Regions from separate parts of the Homo sapiens genome. Here region 2 is linked to region 1. The links are chromatin contacts, found by Hi-C or POLR2A ChIA-PET in ENCODE. All regions are on one chromosome and are shown on one strand. The core of a region is the stretch at or near the end of the contact, and the rest is flanking DNA. Distances in the headings are between cores, read along the strand shown. Region 1 overlaps COMMD1 (copper metabolism domain containing 1). Region 2 overlaps COMMD1 (copper metabolism domain containing 1).

What was found. A loop is a pair of places that touch in the nucleus more often than their neighbours do. ChIA-PET counts read pairs that join two places held with the same protein, here RNA polymerase II (POLR2A). Pooled maps may share reads with other maps.
Region 2: a loop to region 1 is called in a map with no recorded cell type, with 8 times the contacts of the local background. The contact joins two enhancer-like sites. A Hi-C loop is called at or near these places in 13 of 37 single-sample maps with no recorded cell type and 3 of 50 pooled maps. POLR2A ChIA-PET finds 5 or more read pairs at or near these places in 4 of 52 experiments (AG04449, BJ, GM12878 and 1 more).

What each region holds. Positions count from the first base shown.
Region 1 is chr2:62,035,922-62,042,563 of GRCh38, forward strand. The region is part of intron 2 of COMMD1 (copper metabolism domain containing 1); the gene reads left to right. Among named protein-coding and RNA genes, the nearest start is that of COMMD1, 130 kb to the left of the region's middle. Within about 2 kb of position 3,475, at least 5 of the 41 ENCODE cell types and tissues checked have a DNase peak (open chromatin) inside an H3K27ac peak, as active enhancers do; they include GM12878 and OCI-LY7, where a contact is called at or near this core.
Region 2 is chr2:61,991,808-61,998,449 of GRCh38, forward strand. The region is part of intron 1 of COMMD1 (copper metabolism domain containing 1); the gene reads left to right. Among named protein-coding and RNA genes, the nearest start is that of COMMD1, 89 kb to the left of the region's middle. Within about 2 kb of position 3,869, at least 2 of the 41 ENCODE cell types and tissues checked have a DNase peak (open chromatin) inside an H3K27ac peak, as active enhancers do; they include GM12878 and OCI-LY7, where a contact is called at or near this core.

The sequences.
Region 1 (6,642 bases), core at 2,225-4,724:
CATGTGCCTGTAGTCCCAGCTACCCAGGAGGCTGAGGTGGGAGGATGTCTGGATCCTGGGAGGCGGAGGCTGCATTGAGTCAAGATTACTCCATTGTACTCCAGCCTGGGTGATAGAGTGAGACCCTGTCTCTCACACACACACACACACACACACACACACACACACAAAGTTAGGATGGTTTCTTAGAAAAAAGGTGTAGGGATTTTTTTCTTCTTGAGACAACAATGCTAAATTAATATGGAATCTTTTCAAGTTTAGTAAACAAAGATAAACCTTCTATTTGCTATGATTGGTTGGTAAAATGAGTATCTTTCACACTGACAAGTTACATAATAATACTTTAAATAGTGTTTTATGGACATTGTTTTATCATATCCTTACAATGATACTGTGAAATAAGTAGGGCAGCTGTTAAAATCCTTTTTAACAAATGAAAAGGCTTGAGAAAAAAATTACTTGCTTTTTAGCTCACATGAGTAATTTGTAACATAGGCAAGGAGAAAACAAACTTACATTCCAGTTTGCTGTTCTTTTTGAAGACCACATAGTCTTCGTAGTCTTTAAATTATTGTGTATTACAACTGCAGGATATGGTATTAGGTATAACAGCTAATGTATTGGATGGTATGTCTTTGGAAGTTAGAAAGAAGTGCAGCTGATAGTGGCTCCTCTGGAGCTGATGTAAGGGGCTTTGTTTTGTTTTGTTTGTTGTTGTTGTTTCCTGACCTTATATGATTTAAACTTTGACATCAGTTCTAATGTTCGTGATGCTTTGTAGACATAGCCTGTCATTGGTGGTTGTATACATAGACCATCCATCACTTCCACCTTGGTTTTATTCTGAATTTAAGATTTATTTTCAAAGATAAACTAAAATTTACTTTCTGTTTGGCCCCTAGGATTAGTAAACTTAACCTGCTTTTTGATTACTGCTCATACTCTTGTGGTAGGACTTTTTAAAATAATACTTTCTTCTTGTTGTTTTACGAGCCATTTGTAGATGAGTGATATATAGTGGTTTATTGGGGTGATTGGGGACAATGAGTTTTTGTTGTACCTTGCATTCAAGTATATTTACTTATGCCTATAAATCAGGTATTATCACCTCTCCTTTTTCAGATGTCAGTCCATCAACAGTGTATGCTCTTTACCATTTGCATTTCAAGAACCACTTGGAAACTTGGAAATAATCCTTTATTTTTGCTAGTCATGCCTCTGTCGTAATGTTCCAAGAGGCCTGGGCTGCTTTGGAGAGGCTTGTCTGGCTTTGCCTGCCCCCTGCCTCATTTAACTACAATAGAATAGCTCATAAGATGCTCTCTGCATAAGATTTTATTTGAAGGAAGGTATCTATATTTAACTTGGGAAACAAATAGCTTAGGTAGAATTATAAACGAGATGGTAATATTGCCAAATAAATGGGATACACCCTGCCCAGCTCCTTCCCATTCTGTCACACAGTGCATAGGAGCAGTTTTGTAATTAGTAAACTCTATGTGGCCATGATCTTTGGAATGGTATGTATGGGATATAACTTTTATTTCCATTAATATATATTTATGATTATGAAAGTCTTAGATATGGTAGCTGCGAGAGGTATCATTTTACTGGTTATTAGTCTTATTCATATTTGGATTAGAACTTTATGGATTTCCTTGGGCAATTAGGGAGATAACTTTTAATGGTTTACATTTTGCTCCTTGGAGTTATGATGTTACCCAGAAGTCTCAAAGCCCATCATGGGGGAGGGAGAAGCCAACTGAAATATACATGGCTCTGGCCCTAATAGCCATTTTAGTTGGAGGAGCTCCAGTTTTATCTGTTAAATTAGTGGGATTCTACAAAAAATTAGTTTGAAAGAAGATTCTGGGGGTAAAATAAAATTTGAAACCACTGGATTAGTAGAAAGATCTAGGAGTTAGAAGACTTATGTTCCAGTTTTGGCTGTCACATTAACTAGTTTTGTACTGTTAGATAAGTCACTTAACATATTTTTCTCAGTTTTTCACATATAAAACAGAACTAATTCGGTCTGCCTCACAGAGTTGTCCTTGGATAGTGGTCTTAAAAACTGGTGAATCAGTCTGGGCATGGTGGCTCACTCCTGTAATCCCAGCACTTTGAGAGGCCGAGATGGGAGGATCACCTGAGGTTAGGAGTTCAAGACCAGCCTGGCCAACATGGTGAAACCCCATCTCTACTAAAAATACAAAACTAGTCGGGCGTGGTGGCATGCACCTGTAATCCCAGCTACTTGGGAGGCTAAGGCAGGAGAATTGCTTGAATCCAGGAGGCGGAGGTTGCAGTCAGCCGAGATGGCGCCATTGCACTCCAGCCTGGGTGACGGAGTGAGACTCTGTCTCAAACAGCAACAGCAACAAACAACAACAACAACAAAAATAACCAAAAAACGATGAATCAAAATGTATTAAGTAATGAAGATATTGTTAATAATAGCAGCAATACTCCAATAACTGAGAAATTGAAAATGGCTTTGAATTTTGTTGTAGAATTTATCACAATAACGTATGGCTTTCTTTTTTCCAATTTTCTGTTATCTAGGCATGATTGTTTCTTTTTTAAATGTTTTATTTTTTGATATTTTATTTTTTATCATTTATTTATTTATTTATTTATTTTTGAGACGGAGTCTTGCTCTGTTGCCCAGGCTGGAGTACAGTGGCACGATCTTGGCTTATTGCAACCTCAGCCTCCTGGATTCAAGCAAATTCTCATGCCTCAGCTTCCCAAGTAGCTGGACTTACAGGCATACATCACCACGCCTGGCTAATTTTTGTATTGTTAGTAGAGCCGGGGTTTCACCATGTTGCCCAGGCTGATCTTGAACTCCTGACCTCAAGTGATTTGCCTGCCTTGGCTTCCCAAAGTGCTAAGATTACAGGTGTGAGGCATCACTCCTAGCCTGTTTCCTTATTTTTTTAATGTTAGATTTGTTGGCCACCTTCCTTAAAATTTCATTTCTAATGAAAGACAGTTTATGTATACTCATATACACAGCATATATAGTTGTGTGTATGTATTTTGAAAAACTTATATTGATTTTCTTTTACAGTTTCTAAGAACGTAAGTAGATAAATGAAGCTTAATTTGGAGAAAACTTTAACTTTCTCTGCCATTCCCAAGAGAAATCAAGCTCAGAATGCTTGCATTTATTTCCAGCCTTTGAAGGGCCAGAAAATTGTGCCTGAAAATTGGGTTAGCACATTTTCTGAATCTGACTGCTGTTAAGTTACTCTGTAGTTGGGTTGGATGCTATTTCCTGTCTTCTTTCCTTCAAGCAGAGAATATGCACTTCACATTTTTTAAGGAAACCATTCCTAGCTTGTATATTCATTTACATTCTACATCTTATGATTGCAAGGATACACATAAAGAGTAGGTCTTATTCAGAAAAGTCCTGGCAGTTGTCCCAGCCTTAAAGAGAACAAGCCTGTGCTCTTCCCTTTTACCTGATGGAATATCACTATGGCCTTTCTTTGAGGAGTTGATTAGCAAACTTGACTCAGAGAGGAAGTGAGAATAGCACATTGTGGTTAGGTGGTGCTGGCTGATTTTCTAGCTCTTGCACAGCATATGCCTCTTAAATATCAGGGGGAGTAAGCTGCTCTTGCATCATACCACCATGGTTGGATAGCCCAAGTTGCAATTTCAAGTATTGCTGGCCAGTTTCTGGTACGTAGTTATGGAAATATAGGAAAGCACAATTCTGTCTGACGAAGGAACATATATATCTGCTTGTGGAGTATTAAGTGTGAGATATGCCAGGTAGTATTTTCTATCTTTTGGAAGTTAAGAAAATTAAATACCTGAAAAGAAGTGTTCTTTTTTCTTATTTAAAGCTCTTTCTACTAAACACAAATATCCTTAGAACCAAGAATTCCATAGGAACTATGAAACCTAACTGGTCAAGTATTTTCTGGCATAGTAACATGTAGTTTTATTGCCCAAAGGCCCTCCTGGGAAAAATTTATATAGCTAGCAATCCCTTTGATAATCATACCAATAGCCATTTGTTAAGAGTACCGCTTAGCTGGGCACGGTGGCTTATGCCTGTAATCCCAGCACTTTGGGAGGCCAAGACTTGGGGGATTGCGTGAGGCCAGGAATTTGAGATTAGCCTAGTCAACATAGAGACCCTGTCTACAAAAATTACAATAATTAGCTGGGCATGGTGGCATGTACCTGTAGTCCCAGCTACTTGGGAGGCTGAGGTGGGAGGATTACTTGAGCCTAGGGAGTTGAGGCTGTAGTTGGCCATGATTGCATCACTGGCACTCCAGCCTACGTGACAGAGTGAGACTCTGTCTCAAAAAATAAAAATAGAAAAAGTACCTATTATATGCCAGTTCTTAAAAAATGTATTTTAAGGTAAATAAATGAAGACAAAGGTCATACAAGTTAGTAGCAGGGCCAGAGGGTTGAGTACAATTCTCCCTGGTGTAAAACTCATTTTCTTTCCCTATGTTCTCAGTGAAAAATCATTTATAAAATATATCTTTTACTTTTCAGAGTATAGTTTCTCTTGAAAACAATTTATGTGAAGTGAAACCTACTTGTATTTTTCATGGTGAAATTAGACATAATATCCCTAAAAATGAAAACCCAAAAGACAAAATATTTCAGGAAGAAAATTAAGGTTGGAGTTCTTGGAATTATATATCACCAAGATCAATTTGCCTTGCTTGAGGATTTTAGTATACACCTGTCAGTTTACTTTTTGGTTGTGTCATAGTCTTTAGTACAGGAATTTTTCTTTGCCCCCTTCCCCCCTCCCTTTTATTTTTGGAGACAGTCTTGCTCTGTCACCCAAGCTAGAGTGCAGTGGCGCGATCTCGACTCACTGCAACTTCTGCCTCCTGGGTTCAAGCAGTTCTCGTGCTTCAGCCTCTTGAGTAGCTGGGATTATAGGTGTGCACCACCACACCTGGCTAGTTTTTGTACTTTTAGTAGAGATGGGGTTTTGCCATGTTGGCCAGGCTGGTCTCAAACTCCTGGCCTCAAGTGGCCTGCCCACCTTGCCTCCCAAAGTGCTGGGATTACAGACATGAGCCACTGTGCCTGGCCTTTTTCTTGCCCATTGGTCACTGTTTTCCTCTTCACACTGCTGTACTCTACCCCCAGAACATTACGAGGATCTTATCAGTCCATGCCACCAGAAACTTTGCTCTTCCTCTAGATATTCATGACTTATACAGGAATGCAATATTACATTTAGTCAGTAGATGCCATCATCTAACATATAATATGTTTCAGACTGGAACTTCTTTAATTCGTGGCTTTAGTTTATTTTAAATTAATCCATTTCTACTCTCTAGATTAAAAATCATGAATCTCTTGATTTGTTAATAATGAAAACTACTTGTGGTTTTTTTTTCGCTCAATAAATTACATTTGTAAAGTTGATGTGTGTTTTCTTTTGCCAGTTTTATTAATAGAAAAGTAATCATTGAGCTGTTTTTATGCATTTTGTTAGTATTTTGAGATAGGGTCTCACTCTGTCACCACGTTGGAGTACAGTGGTGCTATCATAGCTCACTGCAGCCTTGACCTTCCAGGCCCAAGCAATCCTCCTACCTTAGCCTCCCAAGTAGCTGGGCAAACTTGGCCAATTCTTTCTGTGTTTTGTGTGGAGATGAGGTTTCACCATGTTGCCCAAGCTGGTCTTGAGCTCCTGAGCTCAAGCCATCTGCCTCCCTGTCCTCCCAAAGTGCTAGTGTGTCCGGAATTGGTGGGTTCTTGGTCTCGCTGACTTCAAGAATGAAGCCGCGGACCCTCACGGGTGAGTGTTACAGTTCTTAAAGATGGTGTGTCTGGAGTTCGTTCCTTCAGATGTTCAGATGTGTCCGGAGTTTCTTCCTTCCGGTGGGTTCGTGGTCTCGCTGGCTTCAGGAGTCAAGCTGCAGACTTTTGCTGTGAGTGTTGCAGCTCATAAAGGCGATGCAGACCCAAAGAGTGAGCAGCAGCAAGATTTATTGTGAAGAGTGAAAGAACTAAGCTTCCACACTGTGGAAGAGGACCTCAGCGGCTTGCCGCTGCTGGCTCTGGTGGCCTGCTTTTTATTCCCTTATCTGGCCCCACCCACATCCTACTGATTGGCCCATTTTACAGAGAGCTGATTGGTCCATTTTACAGAGCACCGATTGGTCCATTTTACAGAGAGCTGATTGGTCTGTTTGACAGAGCGCTGATTGGTGCATTTGCAAACCTTTAGCTAGACACACAGCGCTGATTGGTGCACTTACAATCCCTTAGCTAGACACAAAAGTTCTCCAAGTCCCCTACCCGATTAGCTAGACACAGAGTGCTGATTGGTGCATTTACAAACCTTTAGCTAGACACAGAGTGCTGATTGGTGCGTTTGCAAACCTTTTGCTAGACACTGAGTACTGATTGGTGCATTTACAATTCTTTAGCTAGACAGAAAAGTTCTCCAAGTCCCTACCCAACCCAGAAGCCCAGCCGGCTTTACCTCTCAATGGCACTCTCCGGGGGACTTTGTGGCACCTAGCCTGGGCACTCCGGCAACCCAGAAGGAGCTTGTGCCCCGATCAAGCCCAGCAGGTGCTGGCGGGCCGTGCCGAGTGCAGGGCCCACTGAGCCCGTGCCCACCCGGAACCC
Region 2 (6,642 bases), core at 2,619-5,118, 44 kb before region 1:
AAGACACTAAAAGATAAGCAGGGCCTGTTGTGTTGAGTTTGAACTTCATGCTCAGTGATTCTCAAACATATCCAGCCCAGTGTTTCTTTTTTTGTAGTAAATATTTTCTAATGCTCCTTTATGATCCTTAAAAGGAATTCTTATAATTCACATATAATAAAATTAAAACATAATTTCTAATATGATGTCATAAATGTAGTACAAAGGAAAAGTATAAGAAATCTAAACATGATTTGAAATATATATTTTAAAATATAAATGCTTAAGCATTATATCATTAGAACACATAATGAATTAATCAGATGCTTGTACCTATACATGGTATTACTGTGAATGCACAGCAACAAATGCAGGTATATAAAATGTGTTGTATTGGTAGGTAAGATATTTTAAATGGTATTGTCACTGGTAATGAGATTTTTCAAAATACTTAACATCCTATTTGTAAAGTTCTGACCAAGTCAAAGTACAAGTTGTATTAATTGCATTCCTGGAAAACTTGGTGTTTATTAAAACCGTGAAAAAATACTTTTTTATGTAAAACAAAATACTTAATTTTTAGGCTGAAGTAATTATAAACAGGTTTTTCCACACAATGTCAGATGGGACATTGCAAAGTCATGTGAGACACAGGTCTTTTTGTCCTGTGGGATGTTCTTGGTCAGGGGTCTGCAAACATCAGCCCACAGGTGGTCACACTGCCTGTATTTATATAGCCCATGAGCTAAAAATGGTTTTTACATTTTTAAAGAGTTGTACGAAAAAGGGAAGAATATGCAGCAGAGGGTTACAACTTTTACAGAAAACTTGCCAACTCCCGTTTCTTGGGTATTGAAGGATGCCGAACATCCCTAGCTCATGCTCACTTAATGCGAACAGCACTCCCTCCAATCACTGTGAAACCAAATGTAGCCTCCACCATTTCTCAGGTGCCTTTGGGAGGGCAATACTACCTGGTTGAGAACCACTGTTTTGGTTTATCAGTTTTCAAATTTTTATTCCTCTGCGACACATTTAACAGATAGTAATACATGCATAATATAGTTCTATGCAGAGTTCCTGTGTTTTTAATTTTCTTTTTTTCTTCCATTCAAGTAAACAATTAAAATGAGGGAGGTAATTGTTTAATATAAGGATACTTTGAAAACCCTCTGATTTATACTTATAAAAATCTTTACAAACATTAATACTTGTACTACTACTACTGCTAACTATATTATGTACAACTTACCTTATACCTCATAGGAGAGTGCTTCACACCATCCTGCCTGACCACCACTGAAGCAAGTAATAGTCAGCCATGGGATAACTTTAAACAAGCAAGTGCCAGCATCCTATATTTATATTATAGATAGATCACTTTGATAGTGGTATAGAAGATAGACTTGAGGGAGTCCACACTTAGTTTAGGTTCAAGATAGTGAGGGCTTCTACCAGCTAGTAGGGACAGATCAGAGGGGACATATTATTAGAGAATTATTTCAGATGTAACAATCAGTAGAACTTGACAACTGAAAGTTACAGGCATTTGTTTTTCTTTTTCTTTTCGAACTCATTTTACTGCCAGAGGCATTTGTTTTTAACACTTTGTTGCCTGCCAGAATCACTTTGGAAGCTTTTTAACAATACCAGTGCCTAGGCTTTACTCCATAATTCCTGGAAATCAGAATTTCTGGGATAATAGCTGGGCGCTGATATTTTAAAATTGTACTTCAGGATTCTAATGTGCAGCCAGTGTTGAAAACCACTGATTCAAGATGTGGAAGAGAGAGAAGAATAAAGGATGAGTACCAGGCTGTCAGCCTAGGCTGCCAGTAGATGGAAGTAGTGTGCTGTGAACAGTATCTGTTTTATGGTAGCTATTCAAATATTTCTTAAGTGAAAATTGATGACTTTGAACCTAAACCAAAATCAATTTCTCATTTAATTTTTGATTGTTCTAAATTTGGATGAATTGACCCTAGTTCAAGATATTATTGACTGGAACCCAACCAAAATAACTTTTGTCACAGATGAAATTATATCAGAATGGATATCTCTTGATATTATTTGAGAAGAAGAATGATACAAATTACCTGAGTTGTGACATAATATTGTGAAGCAAGGTGTCAGTGGAAATAATTTGACTTAATTATAGTATATTATACAAAATAATTCCTTCCTTCCTTCCTTCCTTCTTTCCTTCTTTCTTTCTTTCTTGGCGGAGTCTCGCTCTGTCACCCAGGCTGAAGTGCAGTGGCGCAATCTTGGCTCACTGCAACCTTCGCCTCCCGGGTTCAAGCGATTCTCCTGCATCGGCCTCTCGAGTAGGTGGGATTACAGGCACCTGCCACCACCCCCGGCTAATTTTTGTATTGTTAGTGGAGATGGGATTTCTCCATGTTGGTCAGTCTGGTCATGAACTCCTGACCTCAGATGACCTGCCCACCTCAGCCTCCCAAAGTGCTGGATTACAGGTGTGAGCCACCACGCCCAGCCTGTATTTGTATTGATTGGCATAGCCAGAGGTTTGGGGTCCTGCTATCTGGTAAATAGGCAGATATTCAGTAAATGTTTATTGAATTGTAATGTGAAATATCTTTAATGTACCAGAAAGTTGTAATATTTACCATATAATTTTTTATATTAATGAAGAAATGAAAGACAGCTTGTTTTTCTTTCAGCTCCAGTCTCACTTGCTCTGCCTGTGTTCTACTTGGTGTTGTTACCTTTACATTCTTCTGTTCCCACTGCCACCACCCTCTTTTAGTCAAGACTCTTGGTTCCAAATGATAGGAATACAGCTTAAATTGAATAGTTGATGGAATTTTGGGTTGTCTGTAGGAAGGATGCTGAGATAGCATTATAGAATTGCAGGAAGGCCTGCAGGAACTAGGGTCTTGGGAACTATAAAACAGGGATATCACCCCATTAAAATCCACTCTCACTTCATTCTATTTTCTTGCAGACATGCTTTTGCCAAAAGGTCCAAGAAAATGCTGTCTGTAACTCCAGCCTCATGTCCTTCTTATACTATGACCCAAAAAGACAAGATCATTTCTCCTGCCCTAAATTGGGACCAGTCAGTGCGCCCAGAGAAAGGAGGATATTGTGATCTGTCTGGTTTGGAGCTTATGCCAGTCCCCATGGCCACTAGCAGATAGGGGCATAGCAAAGAAGAGGCAAGGGGAGGCTTACCCTGGGGACTAAGTTATTAACTGCTGCTGTCCTCTCCTAGGCTCCATTGCCCTAGCCCTCTGAAAATTTTTCACTTCAGTCCAACTACTTACTGTTATCAGATTCAGCTTAAAATTTTTTTTTCATTAAAAACATTTTTAAAAGAGAGACAGGGTTTTGCTGTGTTTTCCAGGCTGGTCATTGTCAACCTCCAGGGCTTGAACAATACTCCTGCCTCAGCCTCTGGAGTAGCTGGGACTGCAGGCGTGTGACACCACACTGGCCAGATTCAGCGTTCTAAACCACACGTTGCATCATGATTTCCCAGTTACCTAGCCTTTAGTGGCCCCTCATTACGTATATATAACAATGTCTAAACTTGATGTACTTTAATCTGGCTCCAGACTGCCTTCTCAATCTTATCTCTCAGTTTTTCTATTCACTGTTAAACTGAGCTAGTTGGCCTTCTAAGTTCTGAGAACACTTACATATTCCTCACTCAGTCATCTAAACTTTAAGTAAAAAATTTGTGGTAATACTCTTCAAATCATTGTTTGATGTCTCAGGATCTCTGAAGGCCAGCAACTGAAGCATTGTAGCTACTCATTAGGGACTGGCATCTCTGTATCATTGTTGACAGAATGTACCAGTTTACATTTTTTTCAGTGGTAGTGATACCGAGTCTACTTCTCTGTGTAGTCACTTGTGACAGCTAATCAGAGGGAAACCTGGCTTAACTGTTGAGGCTTTGGCCCTGCACTTATCTCATGGTGCTTTCAGAAAAATCAGTTGACTGCTTGAAGCTTCAGTTTCCTTTTCTGTAAGTTGAGAGTGAAGAGCACTATAATACTATCATCTACCTCATTGCCTTTGAAAATTGATTATGAGGGTCAAGTGCAGTAATACAGACATACCTCGGAAATACCTTGGGTTTGGTTCCAGGTGGCCACAATAAAGTGAATAATGCAATTAAGCGAGTCACATGAATTTTTTTGTTTCCTAGTGCATTAAAGTTGTGTTTATACTATACCATACCATATCATACTACACTATATTAAGTGTGTAAGAACACTGTGTCTTTAAAAGCAGTATACATACTTTAATTAAGGGATACTTTATTACTATTCAAGAGGCTGAAGTCAGAGGATTACTTGAGCCCAGGAGTTTGAGGCTGCAGTGAGCTATGGTTGTGCTCCTGCACTCCAGCCTGAGTAACAGAGACCCCATCTCCCAAAAAAAACCTAAAAACTTTATTGCTAAAAAATGCTAATGATTACCTGAGCCTTCATCTAGTCATATTCTTTTTGCTGGTGGAGGGTCTTGCCTTGATGTCTTGTTTTTGTTTTCTAAATGTGTGTGTGTGTGTGTGTGTGTGTGTGTGTGTGTGTGTGTGTCAGAAGTGGGATTTGAATTGCCTTGATGTCAGTGGCTGCTTACTGATCAGAGTGGTGATTGCTGAAAGTTGGGGTGGCTGTGGCAATTTCTTAAATAACACAACAATGAGATTGTTGCATCCGTGGACTCTCCCTTTCATGAAAGATTTCTCTGTAGCATGTGATGCTGTTTGATAGCATTTTACCCACAGTAGAACCTCTTTCCAAATTGGAGTCAGTTCTCTCCAACCCTGCTGCTGCTTTATCAACTAAGTTTCTGTAATGTTCTAAGTCCTTTGTTGTCACTTCAACAATGTTCACAACATCTTTACTAGGACTAGATACCAAGAAACCACTTTGTTTACTCCTCCATAAGGAGTAACTTCTTATCCATTCAAGTTTGATCATAAGATTGCAGCAATTCAATCACATCTTCAGATTTCACTTCTAATTCTTGTTCTCTTGCTGTTTTCACCACATATGCAGTTACTTCCTCCACTGAAATCTTGGACTCCTCGAAGTCATCCATGAGGGATGGAATCAACTTCTTCCAAACTCCCTTTAATGTGGATATTTTGACATTCTTCTATGAATCGTGAATGTTCTTAATGGCACTTAGAATGGTGAATCCTTTCCTGAAGGTTTTCAGTTTATTCTGCCTGGATCCATTAGAGTAATCACTGTCTATGGCAGCTATAGCCTTACAAAATGTATTTCTTTCTTTTTTTTTTTTTTTCTTTTTAGACAGGGTCTTGCTGTGTCACCCAGGCAGGAGTGCAATGGTGCCATCTTGGCTTATGCAGCCTTGACCCCCTGTGTTCACAGTGATCCTCCCACCTCAGCCTTCTAAGTAGCTGGGACCACAGATGCGTACTACCCCGCTTGGCTAGTTTTTTTGTATTTTTTGTAAAAACGTGGTCTTGCCATGTTGCCCAGAATGGTCTTGAACTCCCAGGCTCAAGCAATCTGCCCACCTCGGCCTCCCAAGTGCTGAGATTATAGGCTTGAGCCACTATGCCTGGTCACAAAATGTATTTCTTAAAAAAAAAAAAGACTTTACGGTCAAAATTACTTCTTGATCCGTGGTCTGCAGAATGAATGCTGTGTTAGCAGTCATGAAAATAACATCTCCTTGTACGTCTCCATCAGAGCTCTTGAGTGACTACGTGCATTGTTAGTGAGTAGTAATATTCTGAAAGGAATCTTTTTTCTGAGCAGTAGTTTTACGTAAAATATTAAGCGCACTGTGAATATTTTAAATTCAGCTGAGTATTTTAAATTCAGCAGGCCATGCTGTAAACAGATATGCTGTTTAGGCTTTGTTGTTCCATTTATAGAGCACGGGCAGAGTAGATTTAACATCATTCTTAAGGGCCCTAGAGTTTTCTGAATGGTAAATGAGCATTGGCTTCAACTTCAAGTCACCAGCTGCGTTAGCCCCTAACAAGAGAGTCAGCCTGTCCTTTGAAGCTAGGCATTGACTTCTCTCTAGCTGTGAAAGTCCTATTTTATGAGAACTCACAAACAAAAAATAAAGTCCTAGATGGTATCTTTTTCCGATATATGGCTATTTCATCTATATTGAAAACCTTTTGTTTAGTGTAACCACGTTCATCAAATAGCTAGATTTTCTGGATAACTTGCTGCAGCTCATACGTCAGCACTTGCTGCTTCATCTTGTGCTTTTGTGTTAATGGAGACAACTTCTTTCTTTAAACCTCATGAACCAACCTTGCTTCAAACTTTTCTTCTGTAAACTTTCTCACCTCTCTCAACCTACATATAATTAAAGAAAGTTAGGGCCTTGCCCTCGATTAGGTTTTGGCTTATGGGAATGTGGTGGCTGGTTTGATCTTTTGTCCAGACCACCAAAACCTTCTCCATATCAGCAATAAGGCTGTTGTGCTTTCTTTTTTTTTTTTTTTTTTTTGTTTGAGAGAGAGTCTCACTCTGTCCTCCAGGCTGAGGCTGGAAGTGCAGTCGTACTATCTTGGCTCACTGCAACCTCTGCCTCCTGGATTCATGCATTTCTCCTGCCTCAGCCTCCTGAGTAGTTGGGATTACAGGCGTGCGCCACTACGCCCAGCTAATTTTTGTATTTTTAGTAGAGACA